2 separate regions of the Homo sapiens genome follow, and region 1 is linked to region 2. Evidence: read pairs that join two places in POLR2A ChIA-PET (ENCODE). Cell type or tissue: A673. All regions are shown on one strand. Each heading gives the region's core, and the rest is flanking DNA. Links, peaks and the distances in the headings are about the cores only.

Region 1 (4,383 bases), core at 236-4,235, 100 kb before region 2:
TGCCACCGCCGGCCTCTGTACTCCTGCCACCGGCGGGTGAGGTTGGCTGGGCCTGGACAGCACATGGCTCCTCCCATGGGACCACTACACTCATTCTGGCTGGGGGGGTCATGCCTGTCCCAGCCCACCCTGCATGCATACCGTAGTTTCCTCTGGCCACACTTTCTCTGCCCCTTTCTTGCTTATCCATCAGCAGAACTACTGACTTTTCCATCCATCAGCAAAAATACTGACTTTGCCAAGAAGCTTAAAAAAAAAAAGTACTCTACCACCATGAAGTCACAGTCATACGATCCCTCACGGCCATAAAATCAGGGCCCTTATATCAACTCCAAGCACTGGAGCACCGATGCTGTCGTTTTAGCCAGGAGGGGTGGACTTAGGGACAGAGGAAAGGGCAGCCCAGAACTGCTGCAGGTGCTGTCCTGTGGGGAAAGGGTCCTGCTCTCTCCATCCTTAGCCTAATCCTTGAAGTCCTTCTGCCTCACCCCAAACACACACCTCAGGGCATGGCATGCACTCAGCAGACACCGCTGAGTGGATACAAGCTTCTTGGTATGGCATAAGGAGCCCTAGGGCGGAGTGCAAGGAGACCTGGGTTTCCAGACCTGAATGTGGGGCTACGCCTCTGTCATTTTTTGCTCCGGACCTCAGTTTCCTGACTCTATGGATAATCTTGATGGCTCTTTTGGTTTTAAAATGCAGATTCTCAGCATCCCTCTGCTGTTGGGGTCTGTATGCACGGATGTGTCCACCTACTGACCCGCCTTCCCCTCCCCCACCATCCGCACCTGTGGTTGCCGAGGCATCACTGCAGCAGGTCGTTCCTAAAGCCCGATGCAGAGACCCGGCTTGCATTCCTCTTGTAAAATGGTTCCTGAACTACTGTTTATGGGCAGAGGTTCTCTTCCAAGGAGTCGAATGCCGTGTCCTGCCCGTGTTTCTGGGGCTGCCCCCCGCCCCCTTCTTTGGCTCAGGGGCTCAGAACAGGCCCTTCCTGGCATCAGATAAGACAGGTCTGCCCACAGAGCAATCCAGGGCATCACCCAGCCCTAAAGGGAAGGTGGCAGGAGCTCCTGGGGTTACTTGAAACATCCTCTGGTTCCCTCCCTGCCGGGTTCCCTGAGTTCTTCTGGACGCGTGGGCACTTGCCTGCTGGTGAGAGCTGGCAGCCGAGTTAACGCCATAAAGATGTGCTGTGCCTCTCTTGCCAGCAGCGTCTCTTTTTCCAGCCCCTCCCTTCCCCCTTCTGAAGGAGACTGAAGTCCTTTAGAGACTGTGGAGTCCTGATCCTGGTACAGATGAGGGTGTGGCTCAGAGAGGGACTGTGACTTGCCTGAGGCCACACAGTAGGTTACAGGCAGAGGCAGGAGTTAGCGGCTCTGCCCTCATGCTGCGGTGTTTGAGTTTCCAGGTGCTCCTTCCCAGCGGTTCTCCTCCTCCTGGGTCAGCTCAAAGGAAATATTTGTTTTCCTTTCTGTGAACAAAGAACCGACTTATGTTTGTTTCTGTGAATGCAGCCACAAGGACAGGCAGTTAGGAAGTGTTCCGTGGGAGGGGGTTTTCTGATGACGTGGTAGCCTCGGCCGGGCCGAGTTGGTCCCTGGGTACGGAGACACGGGTGGCCTTGTTAGGGGAGCCGGCGCTCCTGGGCTTGTGCAGATTGCAGTTGGTTTCAGGCCCTAGGGATCCCAGGATTAATCGAAATGAGGTGGAACAGATGGATTGAATCTATCAGCAGCTTTACATGACAGCCTCGTAACATAAAAGCACTTCATTGCCACTCGTTTTGCCAGGACTCCCCGCCCCGAAGAGGGACTGGGTGGAGAGGAGAGCCTCTTGTGCAGATGGAGTTACAAGCATGTGGGCCTGGGCTTTGTGCAGGCAGCAAGGACAAACCACTGCTTGGGTTTTCCTCTCAGTGGCTATGTTAGAAAATGTGCTATGTTCCAGAGGTAAAAAAAAGAAAAATAATAATGAATAAAAAATAAGAAAATTGGCCGGGCATGGTGGGTCACACCTGTGATCCCAGCACTTTGGGAGGCCGAGGTGGGTGGATCACCTGAGGTCAGGAGTTCAAGACCAGCCTGGCCAACATGATGAAACCCCATCTTTACAAAAATACGAAAATTAGCCGGACATGACGGCAGGCGCCTGTAATCCCAGCTACTTCGGAAGCTGAGGCGGGAGAATTGCTTGAACCCAGGATGTGGAGGTTGCAGTGAGCCGAGATCACGCCATTGCACTCCAGCCTGGCGGGTGTGATTGGCTGGGGTTGGGCCACAGGCTGTGTCGTGAGTCGTTATTGAAGGTTTGGGGCGGGCCTGTGCTGTAGAAAGTGCTCTGGCTTTGGGCATGAGGTGATGAAGATGGTGTCTATGAGGGAAGCTCTCCAGGCCTGAGGTTCCAACCCCGGTCTTGCTCCAGGCCCTGCTGGCAAACGATCAGCGACATTGTGCTGCGGCTGTTCCCTCCCACTGGAAATGCTCATAATTCTTGTCCTGGCCACCTCGCATGAATGTCAGGGAGGAAGGAGGAGAAAGGAGATGGAACCTCTTCACTGTCTGGTGTTTCTGGTAACGGGGCCTGAGGTTGGCTGGTTGCCAGTGCCAGGTCGTCAGGTGGTTTTTGTTTTGGCCATCAAGTTGTTGAGGTGCATTCAGGGGCTGCTTCTGGCCAAATCCAGGAAGAGGTTGTGAGATGTGTCCTGTGGAGAGTTAATCAGTGGCATGAGCGTAGACGTTCCAACACCTGCAAAGGAGATCTGTGGAATATCCCTCCTGACTACAGGGTTCTCTTGGGGGCCCTCAAAAAGCATCCCACCTGCCTGAAGCACAGCCAGCACCGTGCCGTTTCTGGAAGTGTTAAATCGATGCAGGGTTTCGACACCCCTCCTAGAGCACTGGACTAGACATTGGGAACACTGGAATACGTGTGGGGCCTTTCCTGTCTGAAGTCACTTCTGTAGTTTAGGAATTTAAAATTAATTTACTTTTGCTTAGTTTGCTCATAAAACTATTGCATTTGGGATTTTACAGTTGGAAAGCATGGTATATTCAAGCCAGCATTACCAGTTCACTTTGGAATGTTTTTAAAAATCTATATTCAATCTTCTACTTACACAAGTTCTAATGGAAAATTCTAAAACAAATTCGAAGCTTTTTTTCCCTCTGAAATGTTTTTAACTTTTGTTAACAGCTACAGGCTGTGAATCTTAAGGAATATGGTGTCAGATTTTCCAGGTTTCAAGGCACAGGAATTAGCAGAGAAACCACCCTCATTGCAGTGATAGAGCAGAACAGTAGGTTTTCAGATCTTGGTTCCCTTGTCAACATGGAAGAGACAGAGAAGACACCTCCTCCACAAAAGAGGTTTTTAAAAACTGTGTACTCAATATATATTTTGAGGAATATTTTCTGATTTAATTTTCCCAACTGTCACTATTAGCAGCTTTTTGCCACTTCGGAGTGGGGAGTTGATTGACATGGCACAGTGTAGAAAGTGCCGCAGAAGGGGGCTGAGGAAGCATTAGGAGTTCAGGGGAGAAAAAAATCATCCGGCATCAGGTGGCTGCCTAGAGGAGGGGGCGTTTTAGCTGAGCTTTGGAGGGCGAGTAGGGTCTGGCAGGTGGTAATCTGGTGGTAATGGGGCTGTGGGAGGAAGGGCACCCTCGTGGGAAGCGCAGAGAGTGTTGGTAGTTCAGTTTGATGCTCAGGGTAACCGAAGGGTTGACTTGCTGCCCACACTTAGCAGTTAATACATTTCCTGGCTCTGTCCCTCACGTGTCAGACTCCTAAGCATTCTCTACAGCCCAGCTCAGAAGCTGTCTCCTCTGGGAAGCCTTCCCAGACTTGTCTGGGCAGTTTGGCAGTACTCCCTGTGCTGTGCTGCCACTGTCTACCTCCCTCCCAGACAGGCCGAGAGTTCTCTGCTCGCTGCAAGGTGTACACAGTACGTGTCTTCTGAATATCTGAACCCCAGAGCAGACCTAAAGGTGTAGAAAATGCCCCGGCTTTGGGCACCAGGGAAGACGGTGTCTAGAGGTGTGCTGGGTGCACCTGCGAAGCCGACGTCACTCATGCTTCTGCTATTTCAGTCTTGACTGTTAGCGTGTGTGGGTCAACAGCGGCATTCTTTGTGGTTTTGCTTTGGCTGTGTGGAAGGCTCTCTTTGCTGTTTGGACCATCTTGGTCTCCTTGGCAACCGTGAGCGTCACCTTCATCCTGAATGCCTGTGCTGGGCGTTCATCTTAACTTTTCTGGGATTTCCCTCTCATTTATTCTGCATTAGCAGCTCCCATTCATAGCCACATGAGGGGCATCCTGTGGGCCTAAACGCTTGGCTTTCGGCAGCGTTTATTCTTCCTTCCTGGTAAAATATCAA
Region 2 (4,367 bases), core at 368-4,367:
TTTGATTTAATATACTGAGAAAGAAATGGGAGACTTTTGAATGTTAACAAGATCCATTTTAGGAGTGTTTGGGGTTGTGTATTAAATAGCCATTCATTCTGGAACTCAAGGACAGGACTGTAATAAAATGGAATGGAACCGAAGTGCGTTCTGGCTTTCCTCACTGCACATTGTTAGCATCGGGTGGGCCCCTGGGGACTTGGGGCTCCCTGCGCCCCTCCTTATGCACCCCTCCCTCTGCTCCCCTTCCTCTGTGCCCCTGCACCCCTCCCTCTGCGCCCCTCCACCCCTCCCTCTGCGCCCCTCCCTGTGCCCCTCCCTCTGCACCCCTACCCCTGCGCCCCTCCACCCCCCTGCGCCCCTCCACCCCCCTGCGCCCCTCCACCCCCCCTCTGCGCCCCTCCCTCTGCACCCCTCCCTCTGCACCGCTCCCTCTGTGCCCCTCCCTCTGCGCCCCTCCACCCCTCCCTCTGCGCCCCTCCCTCTGCGCCCCTCCACCCCTCCCTCTGTGCCCCTCCCTCTGCACCCCTCCCCCTGCACCCCTCCCTCTGCATGCCGGCGACCCTTCCTCCACAGTTGGAATCCACCACTTTCCTTGCCACTAGGTGGGGGAAGCTGTTACACGTGCAACCAGAGACAGATGTGAAGGACAAAGATTTCCTGTACGGTGACAGCTTTCCACCCCTCCTCAGGTGTGTTTAAGTTGGCATCAATTGAATCCTATTTTATTTGTTTTTCTAATGGGTCACCACCACCACAGGGGGCATGCAATGGGCTGGAGACCAGTCTGGGCAACATAGCAAGACATTGTCTACAAAAGATAGAAAAATTAGCCAGGCGTGGTGGTGTATACCTGCAGTCCCAGCTACTCGGGAGGCTGAAGACAGAGGATCCCTTAAGCCCAGGGATGTTGAGGCTGCAGTGAGCAGTGATGGTGCCACTGCACTCTAGCCTGGGAGACAGAGTGAGGCCCTGTCTCAAACAAAAAATAAAATAGCGGGGTATGGTGGTTTGCACCTGTAGTCCCAGCCACTATGGAGGCTGAGGCGGGAGGATCACTTGAGCCCCAGCAGTCGAGGCTTCAGTGAACCAGGACTTGTGCCTCTGCACTCCAGCCTGGGCGACACAGCAAGACCCCATCTCAAAAATAATTGAAGAACCCCATTTTGCTATGGCGTTCATCTCATGTCGTGACAGGAGCTCAGCCTGAAGGGGCTCCTTATGATTTTCCCAAGGCTACTCAACCAGTAAATGCTGGATCTGGAATTTGGACCTTAGGGGCCGAAGATACTGAAATCGGATGCATGGTGGAGAGGAGGAAGAGAGGGAAGGAGGAGGCATGAAAATGGCCATGCCTGACCAAGGTTCTTCTGATGTTTTTCTGTCCAGCTGCTGCCTCAGTGTCTCCTTCCTTCTCACCAAGCCTATTTTTTGGCTCTCTCCTCTCACCTCCTTGCCCGTTCTCCCCGAGGCTCTGCAATCTGTCCTTGTATCTGGCCACTCCACAGAAACTGCCATCCATGCTGTTTTGAGCCAGACTGAGCGGTGGCCACCCGCAGTCTTCATCCTGTGTGGCCTTTGCAATACTTGACAGCTGGCCAGGCACTTCTTGGCACCCTTAGCCTCTGCTGCACGCTTCTTTGTCCCTCTGGGACAGCTCTGTGCTGCCTGCTCCTTCGTCCCTTCATTCATCCCTCCCGGGGACATCAGGGCTGCGGGCAGAGCCCTGGATTCTGCCTCCACCACTCTCCTGTCGTGCATTCCCCCTGCAGGCCTGACCCCACCCTCCCTACAAAGGGAGCGCTTGTGGAGGTGACCTCCAGCCCAGCGTCTCCTGACCTTCAGGCCAGGACTGCTGCCCTCATCAACCCAGCTCCCCTGTTCCCAGGACCATCTCTGCAGCCTCAGGAGCCTGAGATTCGAGCTGGACCCCTCCTTTCCTCACATCCCACATATCACACGTCACATCCTGGACCTGAGGGTGGGGTGGGAATCTGGGCCGCTCCCCTCTGCCAGCTGTCTCTGCCCTAGTTCACACCCTCCCGCCGACTGGTCCCGCTGCCTCAGGCTCTCCCCCTACTCTTCCATCCACTCCAGCCGGCTTTTGGTCCCACTGGTCCTGCGGGAGAGCTCCTGTCAAGGTCGCTAATCCAGAGGCAACTTCTCAGCCCTCGTCACTTCTCAGGAGGTGCCCTGACTCAGGGACCTTCCTATTTAGAACACTCCCCTCCACATTGGCCACACTTGTGAGCAGCGCGAGGTCAGGCATAACCAGGTCCACACACGTGTGTCTTTCCACAAGGTCAGACTTTTATTGACGCTGTTTCGTTTCTTTCTTTCTTTCTTTTTTTTTTTTTGAGACAGAGTTTCACTTTTGTTGCCCAGGCTGGAGTGCAATGGCACAGTCTCAGCTCACTGCATCCTCTGCCTCCTGGGTTCAAGCGATTCTCCTGCCTCAGCCTCCTGAGTAGCTGGGATTACAGGTGCCCACCACCACGCCCGGCTAATTTTTGTATTTTTAGTAGAGACGGGGTTTCACCATGTTGGCCAGGATGGTCTCAAACTCCTGACTTCAGGTGATCTGCCCACCTCGGCCTCCCAAAGTGCTAGGATTACAGGCGTGAGCCACCACGCCCGGCCTCTTTTACTTATTTTTACATGTACAATAAGTTATTTTTGACTGTAGTCATCCTCTTGTGCTATCAAATACTAGGTCTTATTGTATCTAACTATATGTTTGTTCCCATTAACCATCCTCACTCCCCTCCCACCCCATTACCCTGCCCAGCCTCTGGTAACCATCCTTCTACTCTCAACCTCCATGAGTTTAGTTGTTTTCATTGTTAGCTCCCTCAAATAAGTAACGACAGGTGAAGTTTCTCTCTCTGTGCCTGGCTTATTTCACTTAACATAATGAGCTCCAGTTCCATCCATGTTGCAGATGACAGCATCTCATTCTTTTTTACAGCTGAGTAGTTCTCCGTTGTGTATATATGCAATATTTTCTTCATTCATTTGTTGATGGACACTTTGGTTGCTTCCGCATCTTGGCTGTTGTAAATAGTAGAGTCACTGATGTGGGCAGAGCCTTCGGTGGGAGATGCTGGGTGCTGATCACAAGTGACAGCAAGATGGTGTCAGTTGAGACGGCCGTTTCAAGCTGCTGAAGTCTTGCTCCTTTTATAGTCACAGAGTCTTCTGGTGAGGACTGATAGTGGAGAGTGTGTTTGTTTATGTCCTTATCTGGTTGGATGAGTCTTTATTGATCAGGTAAAACATGCGGTCCCTGTTGGCGAAGTGCCATATTAAATGTAAGATGGAGTCTTTTTCTAAGATGGAGTTACTTATGTCGAAGGTGCTCTACACCCATACCCAGCCCTTTGCAGACTAGGTCCTCTCTACAGGCTCCCCTCAAGGCACACCCAGCCCCTGATCATACTTCATCAAGCCCAGGCATACCCACAACTTTAATTACCACCTATTCCCAGAAGGCCCAAACTTGTATCTCCAGCCCCCACCTCTCCTCCAAAACCCCAGATCTGGATTTCCAACTTGCATGTCCCAAACGCACCTCAAATTCAACATGCCCAACACAGCTCACCATCCTCCCCCTCCAAAGCGAGGCCTCTTTGTATTCCCACCCCCAACACCTGCCCCATACACATCCGGAGGATGCTGGCCTTCCCCTCACTCTCCCCCGTGGTCCTGTTACTCCATCAGCTGCTTTCAACGCTAAGACCCTGCTCACCTCCACAGCCAATCCCAAGCCACAGCCCCCTTCAGCAGTACCATGGGATCCTGTGGCTAAGAGAGCACCCTGGATCACGCCCCCTCCTGAGTTCCAGGGCCCCACCCTCTGCGTTGGTGTGGTGTGTGACCTGGTGGCTGGGAAATACCCAAGTTGCAGCTGGATATGCTTTTTTTTCCTTCTGAGACAGGGTCTTACGCTGTCCCTCAGGCTGGAGTACAGTAGTATGACTATGGCTCACTGCAACCTCAAGTGATCCTCCTGCCTCAGCCTCCTGAGTAGCTGGGACTACAGGCACATGCCACCACACCTGGCTAATTTTTTATTTTTTGTAGAGACGGGGTCTTGCTACATTGCCCAGGCTGGTCTCAAACTCCTGACCTCAAGTGATCCCTCGACCTTGGCCTCCCAAAGTGTCAGGATTGCAGGTGTCAGCCACCACACCTGGCCAGAGTTTGACTCTTTATCATCAGTAACAATTTATAAATAATAAAACATACAATAACAATTATTGTAAAATCCATACAACCAATTGATTCTTGCAGAAAGCTCATTGATTTTTTTGCTGGTGTATTTGTAGCCAACCTAGGCTTGCAACTGACAAATGAGCATAGCTTCA

The links. Peaks named below come from ENCODE experiments on the same cell type or tissue, not always from the same donor. Only the 100,000 strongest peaks of a DNase experiment are listed, where the experiment ranks them.
Region 1: POLR2A ChIA-PET joins it to region 2 with 5 read pairs; 4 of 35 experiments call an interaction of 5 or more read pairs at or near these places.

What each region holds. Positions count from the first base shown.
Region 1 is chr14:91,367,121-91,371,503 of GRCh38, reverse strand. The region is part of intron 3 of CCDC88C (coiled-coil domain containing 88C); the gene reads left to right. LOC107984673 (a long non-coding RNA gene) reads right to left here and starts at 1,965. Exons shown (of 2, transcript XR_001750858.2): 1 at 792-1,965. RefSeq lists an enhancer at 3,949-4,028. In A673, for the core only: no CTCF peak of the experiment used is centred there; DNase peaks (open chromatin) are centred at 1,213 and 1,773; H3K27ac peaks cover 614 bases.
Region 2 is chr14:91,267,099-91,271,465 of GRCh38, reverse strand. CCDC88C (coiled-coil domain containing 88C) reads left to right here. Exons shown (of 30, transcript NM_001080414.4): 30 at 1-143. It also overlaps a transcript of GPR68 not described here. Among named protein-coding and RNA genes, the nearest start is that of GPR68, 25 kb to the right of the region's middle. RefSeq lists cis regulatory regions at 1,758-2,036, 2,914-3,943 and an enhancer at 3,067-3,361. In A673, for the core only: no CTCF peak of the experiment used is centred there; no DNase peak of the experiment used is centred there.